3 separate regions of the Homo sapiens genome follow, and all the other regions are linked to region 3. Evidence: read pairs that join two places in POLR2A ChIA-PET (ENCODE). Cell type or tissue: IMR-90. All regions are shown on one strand. Each heading gives the region's core, and the rest is flanking DNA. Links, peaks and the distances in the headings are about the cores only.

Region 1 (4,142 bases), core at 105-4,104, 55 kb before region 3:
TGTTGACACAACGCTGTTCCCTTCTAGAACAACGACATTGCACCCCGAGGAGTCAAAGGAGCAAAGGGGTACCGGGGTCCCGAGGGCCCCCAGGTGGGTGGATGTGGCTGGGTGAGGCCACGGTGGGCTGTGCCTGGGACGCCGGATGCTGGGGCTGGGGAATGCTGGAAGAGGCTGGGAGAGTGGGAGGCGGCGGGAGGGAATTTTGGGGAGCACGTCATCTGGGAGGCCCTGGGGGTGGGAGGTGCCGGTCACCAGGGCCAGGTGGTGGCCAGGGCAGCAGAGCCGAGCCCAGGGACACAGCGGGTCCTCAGGGTGGGGCCCACCTGGGATGGCCGCCTGGACCACCAGTGTGCGAAGCCCCAGCTGCCCTCACAGCACCGTCACTGGAGGACGAGGGGCTGGGTAGGGAGGGACCGGGCAGGGGTGGGCTTGATGAGGGGCAGGGCCCTGGGGGTGGGGGCTGTCTCAGCTCAGGAAGCACAGTGGGCTCCTCACCCTCAGAGCTCCTCTACTCCGTTTCTCGGACAGGGACCCCCAGGACACCAAGGACCGCCTGGGCCGGACGTAAGTGGGGCTCTGTGAACATTGCTGGGGGCGACCACTGTAGCTTCCATCCCTTGGGGTGTGGGTCCTGTCCATGGGTGCTCCTGTAGACGCTGCTCACGGGGGGGTGGGTTGTGGACAAAGAGCTGGTGCCAGGCCCTAGGGACCCGTGACGGCCATGGGAGGACCCGTGAGGATCATAGGGGGATGTGTGAGGACCATAGAGGGGACATGTGAGGATCATGGGGGACATGTGAGGATCATGGGGGGGACGTGTGAGGATCATGGGAGGACGTGAGGATCATGGAGGGGGACATGTGAGGATCATGGGGGACCCGTGAGGATCATGGGGGACCCGTGTGAGGATCATGGGGGGGGACGTGTGAGGATCATGGGGGGACCTGTACCCATGAGGACCATGAGGGGACCCGTGACGGCCACGGGGAGACCCATGACTGCGCTGTTTCTATGACCACGTCAGGGGTCCAGCCCAGTAGCAGGGGTGTAGTGGGCAGAGCCGGGCACACCTGCAAAGAACCTCCTGCCCAAACCCCGCCCTGTGGGGGCCCCAGGGAGGGTGACCTGGAGATCCAGCAGCCCACAGTCCCCGCTGGGAGGGGCTGTCTATGGCCCCAGTACCCTCGTCTCTCCCTCCCCAGGAATGCGAGATTTTGGACATCATCATGAAAATGTGCTGTGAGTATCTCTGAGAAGCCGTCCTCGTTAGGGAGAGCAGGGCCGCCAGCCTGGCCTGTTCCACTCCTAGAAGGGTGTCTCCACTGTTGGGGGCCTGGGTCTCTGGGTACATCCTTGAGGAGGCTCCTCAGCCAGCCCCTACCGGCCTCCAAAGCCCTCCCAGGCCCCCGGGTCCCCGCACAGGCTGAGAGTCCCCGGTGCGGTGCAGAGCTGCCACGTGGGGAGGGCGGCCGGGGAGGCGGGGAGGCGGGGCAGGAGGCCGGGGAAGGGGGGAGGCCGGGGAAGGAGGGCGGCCGGGGAGGCGGGGAGGCTGCCCCAAGAGTAAAAGCCTTTCTGACGTGCGCAGGACGCGGCCCTGACTGGTCTAACTGACTCTTTCTCTTCTCCTCAGCTTGCTGTGGTGAGACCCAGGCTCTAGCTCCTGAGAGAATGGATCCCGGGGGTCGGGGAGCGAGGCCTGGGTCCCACACATGTCACAGGACAGCACATGGCACTCTGGTCCCCGCCCGCAGCTCCCTGCACCTGCCCGCCCCCTCTGGGGCCTGCTCCAAGCCAGCAGGGTTCCCGGGTGTTGGGCTGGGCCCCGCCCTCTTTCACCCATAACTGAAATAACCAGGAGCAGGCTTGGGGGGGTCCCTGCTCCATCATTCTGGCCCACAGGCCCCACCCTAGCCTGGCTGAGCAACGCCAGCCCTGACCAGCCGCCGGACAGAGCAGCCTTTACGGGGCCATGGGAGGGGGTGGGCTTTTCTGGGGCTGAGACGGGGGGACCCCAACGTGTCAGGTGAGGATGTGGCAGCCAAGGAGGGGCCAGGGCGGTGGAGGGGAGGGGCCAGGGCACTGGAGGGGAGGGGCGTGCTCTGCTGACACCGCCCCCGCCTGCAGAATGCAAGTGCGGCCCCATCGACCTCCTGTTCGTGCTGGACAGCTCAGAGAGCATTGGCCTGCAGAACTTCGAGATTGCCAAGGACTTCGTCGTCAAGGTCATCGACCGGCTGAGCCGGGACGAGCTGGTCAAGGTGAGGCCTCGCCCCGCCCGGCTTTCTCAAGCCCAGGTGCACCCCGACCCTGCCGGCCGCCCCTGCCCGCGCCAGACCTCAGCCTCCCGAGGCCACCGCTGCATCCCTGTGACTTCCCTACTCATGACAAGGATGCCAGGCACGCGCCAGCCCGTCCAGGCCTCCAGCTCCACCTGGCGAGGCTGGCCCATTGTACACAGGCGCCCCAGATGAGGGAGGGTCTCCCCCTCTCCTTGAAGGGCGGTAGTCTGGGGTCCTGAGTGCTGGGTGTGGGCTTGTCCCTCGTGGACAGAACCCAGGAGGGCTTCATCCACCAAGGAAGATTGCTTTGCAGGGTACCCAGGTCCCGGGGGCTGTGCCACCCTCTGGGCACCCGGAGCCAATCGCAGGGTACCCAGGTCCCGGGGGCTGTGCCACCCTCTGTGCACCCAGAGCCAATCGCAGGGGACCCAGGTCCTGAGGTCCTGGGGGCCATGCCACCCTCTGGGCACCCGCAGCCAATAGAGTCACCCTTGGGAAGCTTATGCGGACCTGGGGCAGCACTCGCGTCCTGACCCCGGTGCCGGTCCCACAGTTCGAGCCAGGGCAGTCGTACGCGGGTGTGGTGCAGTACAGCCACAGCCAGATGCAGGAGCACGTGAGCCTGCGCAGCCCCAGCATCCGGAACGTGCAGGAGCTCAAGGAGTGAGTGCCCCACGCGGCCAGGACCCTCCCACCCCTCGCCCCGACCGCTGTTCCCACGGCAGGTCGGCCCTGACCCCTGATCCCAGGTGGGCTCGGCCCCGCGGCAGGCCTGGCCCCAACCGGCCCTTCCTGCCCTTTGCTATGCAGAGCCATCAAGAGCCTGCAGTGGATGGCGGGCGGCACCTTCACGGGGGAGGCCCTGCAGTACACGCGGGACCAGCTGCTGCCGCCCAGCCCGAACAACCGCATCGCCCTGGTCATCACTGACGGGCGCTCAGACACTCAGAGGGACACCACACCGCTCAACGTGCTCTGCAGCCCCGGCATCCAGGTGGGGTGGCCACCCCCAGGCTGCACCTGCCCCGCCTAGGGCGCCCCGCCAGCCAGGGTGGCCTTGTCCCCAGAAAGACGAGGGCAGAGCAGGCTGCGCCACACCGATACTGTCTGTCCCCACAGGTGGTCTCCGTGGGCATCAAAGACGTGTTTGACTTCATCCCAGGCTCAGACCAGCTCAATGTCATTTCTTGCCAAGGCCTGGCACCATCCCAGGGCCGGCCCGGCCTCTCGCTGGTCAAGGAGAACTATGCAGAGCTGCTGGAGGATGCCTTCCTGAAGAATGTCACCGCCCAGATCTGCATAGGTGCGCATGGGGCCACCCGGGCAGTCCCAGATCTGCGTAGGTGCGCGCGGGGCCGCCCGGGCAGTCCCAGATCTGCGTAGGTGCACGCGGGGCCGCCCGGGCAGTCCCAGATCTGCGTAGGTGCACGCGGGGCCGCCCAGGGCCGTCCCAGATCTGTGTAGGTGCGCGCAGGCGCCCAGGGCTGTCCCAGAGGCCTCCTCCCAGCTCACTGTTACCTCCAGGGGCACGGCCACCCTGTAGGTGCGCACGGGGCCGCCTGGGGCTGTCCCACAGGCATCCTCCTCCCGGCTCGCTGTGACTTCCGGGGGCACGGCCACCCCTGTGCTCGGCCGGGAGGTCCTGTGACATCTCCTTGCGGGGTTATAGGTGGAGCAGTGGGCTCACACTGCACGGCTTTTCTCTTTTACAGACAAGAAGTGTCCAGATTACACCTGCCCCAGTGAGTACCTCGGCGGCCGGGACACGTGGGGAGGAGGGCACCGTGGTTGGGGCGAGGGCTCTGAGAGGACGGGGCTCTGGGAGGAGGGCCTGGCGGTCACGAGAGTAGGTGCATGGCT
Region 2 (5,385 bases), core at 55-4,054, 63 kb before region 3:
CTCCCGCCCAGAGCCTTCCCTGCAGCCCGAGGGCCTTCAGGCCTCCGCCATTCTGTCCCCCGCACCTGCCGCTCGCTCGGCACAGATGGGACCCCACCGCGTCACTCCTAGCCTGCGAGCCGCAGCCCAGAATGGCTCTCAGAACTGAGAATGGGCTGGGTGGCACTGAGGGTGGCGAGTGGGCGGGAGGGTGGTGAGCGGGGGCGGGAGGAGGGTGGTGAGCGGGTGGGAGGGCGAGTGGGCAGCGGGAGGGCGGGAGCACGAGGCGGGAGAAGGAGCTTTTTCGTCTGACAGCTGAGTCTGCCGTTGCTGGTGTTTTCTCTGGAGTTTCTTTGTTGAAGCTGAAGTGTTGGGGAAGACAAAGGCGAATGCTGACCCCACCCCAAACATTCCCAGACGAGCTCCTAGAACCCAGCAGACGGTTTCCAAATCTCATCTTCAAGTTCCCAGATTACCCTCCAGGCCCTAGATTTGAGTTTGCCAATTTGCCAGCCTGGCAAAGCTGTGCCTTCTCTAATGGGAACCAAATCCTGCCCCTTAGACAAGATGGCCCTTGGCTGGGCCTCACAGGGAACAAGGTTGGAGCATTCCAGGAGGTCTTTGTGCAGGGTTGTGGATGGCTGAGGGTGCTGGGGGGTCTGGGCTCAGACAGTGTTGGTCAGAGGGAGTGGCCTGAAGTATGGGTGAGAGGCCCTGGATGTGGCCTCTGATGGCTGCACCCCTGGTGCACACCCCTGCCAGCGTGTGTGACTCCCCCGGTCTTCCCCAGGGCGAGCCTGGAGCTGACGGGGAGGCGGGGAGACCAGGGAGCTCGGGACCATCTGGAGACGAGGTGAGGAGCTTCACAGCCCCCACACATGCCAGGTATGGGCCCAGGGAGGGTCAAGGAGATGGAGCGACCATTCAACCCTTGTTCCCCACAGGGCCAGCCGGGAGAGCCTGGGCCCCCCGGAGAGAAAGGAGAGGCGGGCGACGAGGTGAGTGAGGGCTCCTGACACCTTCCTGGGGAAGTGCATGGCCTCAGCTTCTGATCCTCTTTGCTCGGGGTCTACTCCACGTCCCTGAGACCAAATGCAGTGTGTCCACCAGACTAACGCCGGCGTCTGTTTCTCTTCATCCCAGGGGAACCCAGGACCTGACGGTGCCCCCGGGGAGCGGGTGAGTGGGGCAGGGGCAGCCTGCGCTGTTGGCCTCACCATGTAGCTGTGGACGTGGCCTCTGCGGCCCAGTCTGGCCCTCCCAGCACTGAGAGCCATGGCCTCCTGCCCAAGACAAATGGGTTTCTTCACCCACACGTCCAGGATGCCTCTTCCCACAGTCTCAGAGCGGGTGGGACCTGGGGAACCAGGAGATTCCGGCCTCTGCAACCGTGGGGCATGCGGTGGAGGGGTGGCCCCTCCCAGGGGTCCTGCTGGGGGAGTCAGTCCAGGCCAGGCCTCAAGCCCCACCCCAGCTGGGTGTGAGTTCCAGCAGCTGAGGCTTCTCCCCTCCATGTCTCTCCACTCAGGGTGGCCCTGGAGAGAGAGGACCACGGGGGACCCCAGGCACGCGGGGACCAAGAGGAGACCCTGTGAGTCACAGTTCCTGGAGCTGGGAACCACCCCAGGAAGGGGCAGGCGGAGGCTGGGGCTGGGTCAGGCCTCCAGAGCCACAGGACACATCATGAAGCCCCTGTGGCCCCTCAACGTGGCCAGCCCATCCCCACGCCGTCAGGGAGGGCAGCCCCTGAAGCCGGCGCCCAGCCATGTGCCTGATGCTGGGACCTGTTTCATGTGAAGGCGTTGCCCGTGGACCCGGTGCCCACTTTCCCACCAGGCGGCTTCCACGTTTCTGCATCCGAGCTTGGGTTCTTCTTTGGAATAATTTTCCTTAGTTAAAATTCCCAGCGTGAGGAAGTTGGGTCAGTACCCCAGACGGGAAGCTAGGCCTGCAGGGCGCCTGCCTGGGAAGGCTTGACATGGAAAACTCACCCCAGAGCCGAGATGCCGGCGGCCTCAGAGGCCACCCCCCACCTTCAGCTCCGTGGACCGTGGGCCTCGCTAGGCCACCCCACAGCCCAGCCTCAGGGTGCAGAAGCACAGGGCCCTTCTCTGTCCCTGTGACTTGCTGGGAAATCTGTGCTGGATGTGGGGCGGGGCAGCTGGCAGACTCCGGGCGTCTCAGTCCCATCCGGCTCAGGGAGAGCCAGGGCCTGGCGGGCAGAGTGAAGGGGAGAGAATGCCCTAGTGTGCCCAGCCGAGCTGCCAGGCCTCAGAGGCAGCGCCCCCGGGTGCCCCCTTGTCCGAGAATCAAGACATGCGACTGTCGTGTGCTGTGACAGACAGGCGGGGCTCCAGCAGGGCCAGAGAGCTGAGCCGGGGCCAGAGTCGCCGCCACCGAGGGATTTGGCTCCCCAGTGGGGGGTGGGGGATTTCTGACCTCCTCCCTGGGAGCTCCCCAGAAGCGCACAGCCCCCGTGGAGGGGTCGGGGGGACGTCAAAGCAGGGATCGTGTGACTTAGTGACTCAGACTGCCTTCTAGGCCCACTCCTCTGAGATCAGGATATGAGACTGACAGCCAGGCAGAGCCCAGAGGAAGGGCCAGCCACGCAGCTCCAGCTTCCCGGCGGGCCACAAGTCCATGGCTACAAACACTTGCCGGGTCCACGGAGCTTGCTGGAGAAGCAGGGATGCACGCAGGGACGCCTCTGGGGCCCCAGGAGGAGCTGCCGGCCTCCTGAATGAAGATAGCCATAGCCAGCCACGCCGATGGCCACGCACGTGGGCCGAGGAAACGCTTGGCGAGGCCAGGAAGGGGCTGTGCGGGGAGGGAAGGCCGGAACAGCCCAGTGACCACCTGGACAGCATGCTGTGGCTCCCAGCGTGCCCGGGCAGCCATCCTCCCCAAGGATGGCCCAGCTCCACACTCACGGCTCGTTTCTCTTCAGGGTGAAGCTGGCCCGCAGGGTGATCAGGGAAGAGAAGGCCCCGTTGGTGTCCCTGGAGACCCGGTAGGAAGCGCTGTGGGGTTGGGGGGCGTTGGCCAATTTGGGTTTTGGGGGTAGAAGTGCTCCAGCAGCTCACGCACTGGGGGTCTGTTCATTTCCGTTTGAGGGCCTCTGTGTTTCCGTAGATCTCGGGGGTGTCCCTGCGTGGGAGCCGGCTGCAGGGGGTGAGGCGCGGCCTGGGCCGGGCTGGTGTGGATTGTTGAGAGCAGGCCCAGCGCCCGGGGGCCTGACGCTGAGACGCTCAGCCCAGGTGGAGAAGCGCTGTCTGGGGGCCCATCCGGGGCAAGGGTGCCTCACAGTGAGGAAGAGGTGTTGGAGCCCCTGGGAGACACTGGGAGCTTGGTCAGCATCTGTTTTTCTGGGTCAGGAGCCAGGCATGACTGTGGCTGGAGGTCAACTGGGGAGTGTGAGGCTATGGAGGTTTCCAGAATCCCAGGGTGTCAGGATGAAAATGCACTTTCATCTCATTCTAAATTCCCTTCTCCGAGCCTCTGGAATCGCTGTGCACGCCGCACGGCTTTCTGTCTCTTCCCCCATTCTGATGACTGCCATGATGGTGGCTCCAGTGTGGTGTTGCCCGCAGGCTGGGCTGGGCCGTTGCATCCTCCCGGAGCTCACCTGCCCCACGGGGACAGGAAGGCCTCCACACGGTCACGCCCGGAGACAGCAAGTCTGTGCTCCCGAGCTTGTCTGCTTCTGTGGACAAATCGACCTTACGGCTCCATGTGCGCAGCTGCCCACACACCGAGCACAAGGCCAGACCCTGGGCACGGCAGCTGTCTCAGACGTCCAGCAAGATGGGGCCTCAGACCCAGGGAGATGGGAGAGGCCGTCCCAGTGCAAGTCACATTTGTATTTCTGTGCACGAGGTGAAATCGTGCTTTTGTGGTGCCAACGGGTGTTACACAGCTGTTAAAAATACCTGTGTCATAGATGAGGACCAGGGCAGGGCTTGGCAGGCGGGGTCTGGGCCGTTCGTCCACCTGGTCCTGCGTGCCGCTCACGGCAGGGGCAGAAAGGGCTCCCGACACCTTCCTGGGGAAGTGCACGGCCTCAGTCTCTGATCCTCTTTGCTCTTTGAGCTCCCGGGGCTCCAGCCCTGAGGATGATCTGACCTCCCATGTGGTCACCCAGGACAGGGCCAGGTGCAGGGCACAGTGCGTGGAAGAGGCCATGCAGCCAGTGGCAGATTGTGGGGAGGGGACGGCCCAGGGCCACGTTCCAGGCTTGGGAGGCTGCTCCAGACCTTGGTAGCTGAAAGTCTCAGTGGGAATGAGCGTTCAGAGGCCAGGACTTGCTCGGAGAATTCTAACCACACCCTGCCTGTTTTATATGTTCAGTTTTCAAAGTAATCAATAGCCACTATAAGAAAAAAACAAAGCCACTTTCAAAGGGTTGTGGTAAGAGGCAGTCCTGTGAGCAGGCCGGCTGCAGGGCCTCCAGGGCTGTGGGGCAGGCTGCACAGGGGCTGGTGGGTCCCATGCCTGGGGGTCTGGGAATAGTCTCTAGGCTGCTGTCCTGGAGGAGGTTTCCCCCAACGCCTGAGACCAGGGCACCATGTGACCCATGACTCACAGTTGCCTGGCTGAGGCAGGCACTTGTTCACCTGGAGCCTCCCTGGGGCCTTTCGGGGCCCGGGGGTGTGGATAGGTGGCTTTGGAGCCACATTTGTCCATCGGGACGTTGGGCTCCCAGCTGGCCTTCCGGGCTTTCCCTGCTCCCAGAACCTCCCTGCTCAGCCCTTGCCAGCCTTACCCCTCCCCTCCACCCTGCCCAGCATGGGGCTCTCCCTGTGTGGATGCCAGAAGCAGTTGGGCCCTCAGGGCTGGTCCCAGGAGGTGCCCCCAGTGAGGTGCTCTGCAGAAACTGCCCAGTCTGGCCTCCTGCTGTCTGTGGCACAGTCTGACTGTGTGTGGTGAGGTCCAGGCCTTCTGCCTCCCACTTACCTGGCCCAGGGCACAGAGACCTCCTTTCCATCCTTCCTCCTGGCCCCCTTTTCGTGTTCCCAAGGCAGGATCTCAGGGTACCAGACTAACCCCTGTTGAACCCCAAGTTTGGTGAGCTTCTGGACCTCCTTGAGGCCCGTGTGCAAAGTCCCCAGTCAAGTGTGCAGTCCTGACTGCTGGGGCGTTGACCACGAAGGGTGCAGGAGCTTCACAGCCAGGCCTGGGTGCTTGCACAGTCGGGGTAGAGAGAGCAATACACTAGATGCCTCCTGTCTGCCTGGTGGAGGCCACGGGGTCAGGATGGTGAATGGGCCAAGTCTGGTAGTGGGGAAGTTGTAAACATTTGAACCACCGGACAGGCCTCATCGGGAAGCATCAGCCTAACCACAGGCCAGGGACAGGCGTCTGAGCAGGCACAGGCCAGGGACAGGCGTCCGACCAGGCTCATGGCTG
Region 3 (5,385 bases), core at 692-4,691:
ATTATACCAATACCACGGTCTTATTTACTATAGCTTTATAGTAAGTCTTAAAATTAAGTAGTTTAAAACATACAACTTTGTTCTAAGATTACTTTATTCAAAGCCTTTTGAATTACCATATACATATTAGAATCAGCTTTTTGATGTCCATGAAAAAGACACTGATTGGCATCACATTAAATCCAAATATCAAAGATTTAATGAGTTTTGAGGAAAAACTCTAAGCTTAAAAAGTAGGGTTTCCTAATTCGTGAATACAATATATTTCTCTACTTTTTAGGTCTTTAATTCTCAGCAATGATTTTTAGTACGCAATGTACTGATCTTGTCGTATTTTCTTTTTTTCTTTCTTCTTTTTTTGAGACAGGGCTTCTCTCTGTCGCCCAGGCTGGAGTACAGGGATGCGATCTTGACTCACTGCAGCCTCAACCTCCTGGACTCAAGCCATTCTCCCCCCTCAGCCTCCCCAGTAGCTGGGACTACAGGCGCCCACCACCACGCCCGGCTAATTTTGTATTTTTTGTAGAGACTGGGGTTTCTCCACCTCATCCAGACTGGTCTTAAACTCCTGGGCTCAAGCAATCCACCCACCTCAGCCTCCCACCGTGCTGAGATTATAGGCATGAGCCACCGCGCCTGGCCTATTTTCTTAGATTTATCCCTAAGTAATACATTTTCTTTGATGCTATTGTAAGGCCTTTCTTTGATGCTACAATAAGTCCTTTTAAATTTCTCATTTTCCAGTTATTCACTTTCACTGCCAGAATATGCGATGGGCTCTCGGGTATGCAGTGTGCCAGTCAGCCCCACCCTGACACAGCGGAGCAGAGAGAGACGGTCCTGACGGAGCAGGCCAGGGATCAGCACCGCCCACTGGGCCTCTGACCCCTCTGACCCATGACCTCCAAGCCCTGCGGTCAGTCTGTGCCCAGGCCCAGTCTGTGCTGGAGCCCTCCCTGCAGCCCCCTCTGGCAGGACTTCAGAGGGATCCCCAGCTCCTGGCCCACATGGCCGCATCTGGCCCAAACACACATTCCTTTCGCCACTCTCCTCTGAATGGAATCTGGCTTGCCCCGCACAGCCTCTGCCTCCCTCTGCCCCGCACAGCACCCTCCCTCCCTCTGCCCCGCATAGACCCTCCCTCCCTCTGCCCCGCACAGCCCCCCTCCCTCCCTCTGCCCCGCACAGCCCCCCTCCCTCCCTCTGCCCCGCACAGCCCCCCTCCCTCCCTCTGCCCCGCATAGACCCTGCCTCCCTCTGCCCTGCACAGCCCCCTCCCTCCCTCTGCCCTGCACAGCCCCTCCCTCCCTCCACCTCACACAGGCCCCCTCCCTCCCTCTGCCCCACGCAGACCGCCTGCCTCCCTCTGCCCCGCACAGGGATCCTGCAGGTTCAGGGTGGAGTGGCCTAGCCCAAGCCCTCAGCCTTTCCTTGTGAGTCTGGGTGACTTCTGAAGGGGCTGAGAACCGCTTAGTGGTCTGGACCCTCCCTTGGGGGCTTATGAGCCATCACACCTCGGTCCTGCCATGGAGACCTCCGGCTGACATCTCCTCAGAGCCTCCCTGGTGTCCAGAGCCCCAGCAGGCAGTGCTAAGCCGGCCACACTGAAGGCCAGGAGGCAGCGCACGGGGACGCTGGAGGAGCACCTGGTGAGCTGGGAGGCGAGGCCCTGGGACGGGACAAGTAGCAGACGTCTCAGCGCACACAGGCTCCTGCCGGACCCGGAGGGGCTCTCTGTTCCATGTGGTCCTCCAGGGATTCGGGCTCCTTGGCCCTGAGGGCTCTGCCCACCTAGCACCTTGGGGCTGTTCCTTGAACCCCCTGCCCCCTAGGGTGGGGACAGGAATACGTATTACTTAGGGATAAATCTAAGAAAATAGGCCAGGCGTGGTGGCTCACACCTGTAATCCCAGCACTTTGGGAGGTCGAGGTGGGTGGATTGCCTGAGCCCAAGAGTTTAAGACTGGCCTGGGCAACATGGTGAAACTCCCGTGTAGACCGTCTCTACAAAAAGTACAAAAATTAGCAGCTGGGCGTGGTGGGAGCTGGGCCGAGGGTCAGGCCTGGAGGTGGTGCCCATCACTGGGTCCCGCTCAAGAGAGAAGAGGCTGGGAAGCCAGGTGCAGCTGTGTGCCCACAGGCGGGTGAGACAGGACTGGGCCTGGATCCCGCACCCGCTCGCCGCGCAGCTCAGCGCAAGCGGCCTCCGGGGGCCTCCTCTCTGCAAGGGGAGCGCGCGCCCGGCCCTGACCCTGCCTGCTGATTCTCTGGAAGGTTCATGTCCGGGACTCCTCGGTGACCCTGGGCAGAGCCACCCACATGCGCTGCCTCCCCTCCCACCGCCTGACAGGTCTGGAGATGCCCAGAGACTTCTGGCATCCACCAGCAGCGAGGAGCGTCCCTCCCGCAAGGCTTGGCCTTTCCCCTCCAGCTTTGGCACAGGACGCGTTGGTCTGCCGTTTCTTTTGTGCACAACCATCAGTCATGATGTCAGCCCTGAGCTGGGGCCACAGAACCCTGAGCAAAGTGGGACATAATGGAAAGCAAACAAAAAAGAAAGAAAATGATGGTTTCAAACTAAAAACCTGAGTTCACATAGCGATAGATTTAAAACTATTTTAGAAAACACTCATTATCTCCCTGGCCTATTTTTTATTAAATTGACCAAATCTGTGGATACTCAATTGCTTGTGATGACTGCAAGCGCGCATCCGAGTCCCCAGGGAGGCAGCTTCCCTTCGCTCTTCGCCAGCGCCCCTCAGTCCTAACTTTGAGGAGGGCACACGTGAGATTTCCTTTTACCAACAGAGAATCTCCAAATCCAGCCTTTTACCAGAAGCCTCTCCGAGAAACTGGGGTGAGTAAATCGCCGCTGCTGCTGCCACCTTCAGAGAGGCCTTGGGCGCCCGCCCCGACAGCCCCACACGGTCCCGGAACTCGGGCCAGGCAACGCCCTCTCCTCCGTGCGGGGCTTAGTCATCGCCGTGCCGCTTGGCAGTGGTCTGTGGCCCCCTCAAAATGTTTCCATTTATGGAGAGAACGTGGCCTTCCAGATTTGCTGGCACAGATGGGAAAGCTCAAGCGCTCGGGCGGCCTCAGGGTTTCTCTCAAGGGCAGCAGAGGTCAGGGCCTGCAGGCTGGATGGAAGCTCCCCGCCCGGCCCGGGGGTCTCTGTGCTGCTGCGCTCCCGCCCGGCTCCTTCACAAACCTCCACCAAGTGTGGGACGTGGGCGTGGGGGGGTGGGCGGTGCCCACCCTGATGGGCACTGTGGTCGTCCACTGGTTCTGTTTGTTTAAAGTCTGGGCCTGAAGGCCTGCATGTCTCACCACACAGGACCCTCCCTGCCCGTGACGGGTGGCAGATGGGGTGTAGGCAGCCCCCGTGCTGCCCCTTCCCCAACCCGGGGGTGCACTTGTGTCGGGGCTGGGGTGGCCGTAGTGGCCCTAGATGTCTGCAGCTGGTGGGCAAAGGCAACACACCCTAAACCCACACCTGGCCCTCGGGCCCACCACGGTGCACGCACCCAGCAGCTGAAACTGCCTGGCTCCCCCAGCGTCTCTCCCAGGACCACAGCCCCCCAGCGACCGCTCAGCACTTCTGTGGCTTCGGCGGCAGCGCCCGCGGCTTCCTGTCACTCTCCCAGCTGGCTGAAGGCACAGACCCTCAGCTTCCACAACCCACAACTCCGGGAGGGGATTCCCAACCACAGACAGGGGTCTTTCCCCCGCAGGAAACCTCCCACCCTTCTTCAGGCTGTCAGTGAAACGGCAGCCACTTTTCAAAATAACAGTTTCTCCCTTTACGTGACATTAAAGAGGAAAGCACTCTGCCTTCACCTCAGTTCCGTCGCCCACACGACAATCTCTAGGGGGCTGGGGCTGTGAGTCCCCACCACGCAGGTGCCCAGTGGGCGGGGTCGGGGAGGGTGGTGGGATCGATGGTAAGGCTTCCAGCTTTATTCCACGTCTCCCTTGAAGAAACTGACTTCTGTGACTGGAAAGATCGGGTGCTCCTGCCTAGAAAGATCCAAGCCGTCCAACGTACAGCTGGGCTTTCATGTTAAACCCAGGGAGTGGGGTCTGATCCCTGCTCACAGCCTGGGCAGGTAGCACCGTGCTGGGGAGACGTCCAAACGAAGGTGCTGGGGCTCAGCTCCCTGCAGGTGGGTCCCGCGGCTCCTGTCCCCCGCGCGGGTGATGTGGCCTCGCCGTGTTCCCGATCGGCTCCCCACAGAGGCTGCACGTCTTGTGCATCCTCAGTGTCAAAGTAAAATGTCTGAAAAGTTAAAAACATGCCTCTCTCCAAATGCAGGGTAAAGACACAGCTGAGCCTCTCTTCAGCAGGGAGACGGCAGGGCTGGTGCGGGAGGGGTCGGAGGAGCAGGGACAGTGAGGCCTCAGGAGAGACACTGGGGGGGGAGGCTGTGGGGCAAAACCCTGCGCCCTACACAGCAGAGAAGCTGAGCCCAGCAGCGCGGTGCTTCCGTGCACCTTTCCTAGAGAGAGACACGAAACTTCACAGAACTGGAGCCCTGAATGAACCATGATGCCAAACATGAGCACACAGGTTCACAGGCCCAACACCCCACAGGCCCACACAGTCACAGGTTCACAGGTCCACACGTCCACACACCCACAGGTCCACACACTCACAGATTCACAGGCCCAACACCCCACAGGCCCACACAGTCACAGGTTCACAGGTCCACACGTCCACAGGTCCAACACCCCACAGGCCCACATGGTCACAGATTCACAGGTCCACACACTCACAGGTCCACAGGTCCACACGTCCACAGGTCCACACACTCACAAGTCCACAGGTCCACATGTCCACAGGTTCACACATCCACAGGTCCACACACTCTCAGGTACACAAACTCTCAGGTTCACAGGCCCAACACCCCACAGGCCCACACAGTCACAGATTCACAGGTCCACACGTCCACAGGTCCACACACTCACAGGTCCACACGTCCATGGTCCACATGTCCACACACTCACAGGTCCACGGGTCCACACGTCCACAGTCCACAGGTCCACAGTTCCACACACTCACAGGTCCACAGGTCCACACATCCACAGGTCCACACACTCACAGGTCCACATGTCCACAGGTCCAGCAGTACACGGGTTCACACGCAGTCCACGGGTCCATGGGTTCACACATCTACAGTACAAAGGTTCACAGGTACACAGATCCAGAGGTCCACAGGTTCACACATACATGAGTTCATAGGTCCACAGGTAAAGTGGTCCACAGGTTCAGACACCCACAGGTCCATAGGACCACACATTCACAGGCTCACAGGTCTGCCAGTCCACAGGTCCACAGGTCCACAGGTTCACAGGTCCACAGCACTAACACGACAAGAAGCTGGCATA

What was found. Peaks named below come from ENCODE experiments on the same cell type or tissue, not always from the same donor. Only the 100,000 strongest peaks of a DNase experiment are listed, where the experiment ranks them.
Region 1: POLR2A ChIA-PET joins it to region 3 with 9 read pairs; 4 of 35 experiments call an interaction of 5 or more read pairs at or near these places.
Region 2: POLR2A ChIA-PET joins it to region 3 with 5 read pairs; 5 of 35 experiments call an interaction of 5 or more read pairs at or near these places.

The regions. Positions count from the first base shown.
Region 1 is chr21:45,999,126-46,003,267 of GRCh38, forward strand. It overlaps COL6A1 (collagen type VI alpha 1 chain), which reads left to right. Exons shown (of 35, transcript NM_001848.3): 26 at 28-93; 27 at 532-567; 28 at 1,206-1,242; 29 at 1,634-1,642; 30 at 2,128-2,261; 31 at 2,836-2,945; 32 at 3,093-3,276; 33 at 3,402-3,585; 34 at 3,995-4,024. Among named protein-coding and RNA genes, the nearest start is that of COL6A1, 19 kb to the left of the region's middle. In IMR-90, for the core only: no CTCF peak of the experiment used is centred there; no DNase peak of the experiment used is centred there; H3K27ac peaks cover 462 bases.
Region 2 is chr21:45,991,241-45,996,625 of GRCh38, forward strand. COL6A1 (collagen type VI alpha 1 chain) reads left to right here. Exons shown (of 35, transcript NM_001848.3): 16 at 770-832; 17 at 924-977; 18 at 1,123-1,158; 19 at 1,508-1,570; 20 at 2,927-2,989. Among named protein-coding and RNA genes, the nearest start is that of COL6A1, 12 kb to the left of the region's middle. RefSeq lists enhancers at 3,551-4,366, 4,367-5,182. In IMR-90, for the core only: no CTCF peak of the experiment used is centred there; no DNase peak of the experiment used is centred there; H3K27ac peaks cover 3,603 bases.
Region 3 is chr21:46,053,736-46,059,120 of GRCh38, forward strand. No RefSeq gene overlaps it. Among named protein-coding and RNA genes, the nearest start is that of COL6A2-DT, 41 kb to the right of the region's middle. RefSeq lists enhancers at 1,802-2,531, 3,574-3,633. In IMR-90, for the core only: no CTCF peak of the experiment used is centred there; a DNase peak (open chromatin) is centred at 2,986; H3K4me3 peaks cover 188 bases; H3K27ac peaks cover 4,000 bases.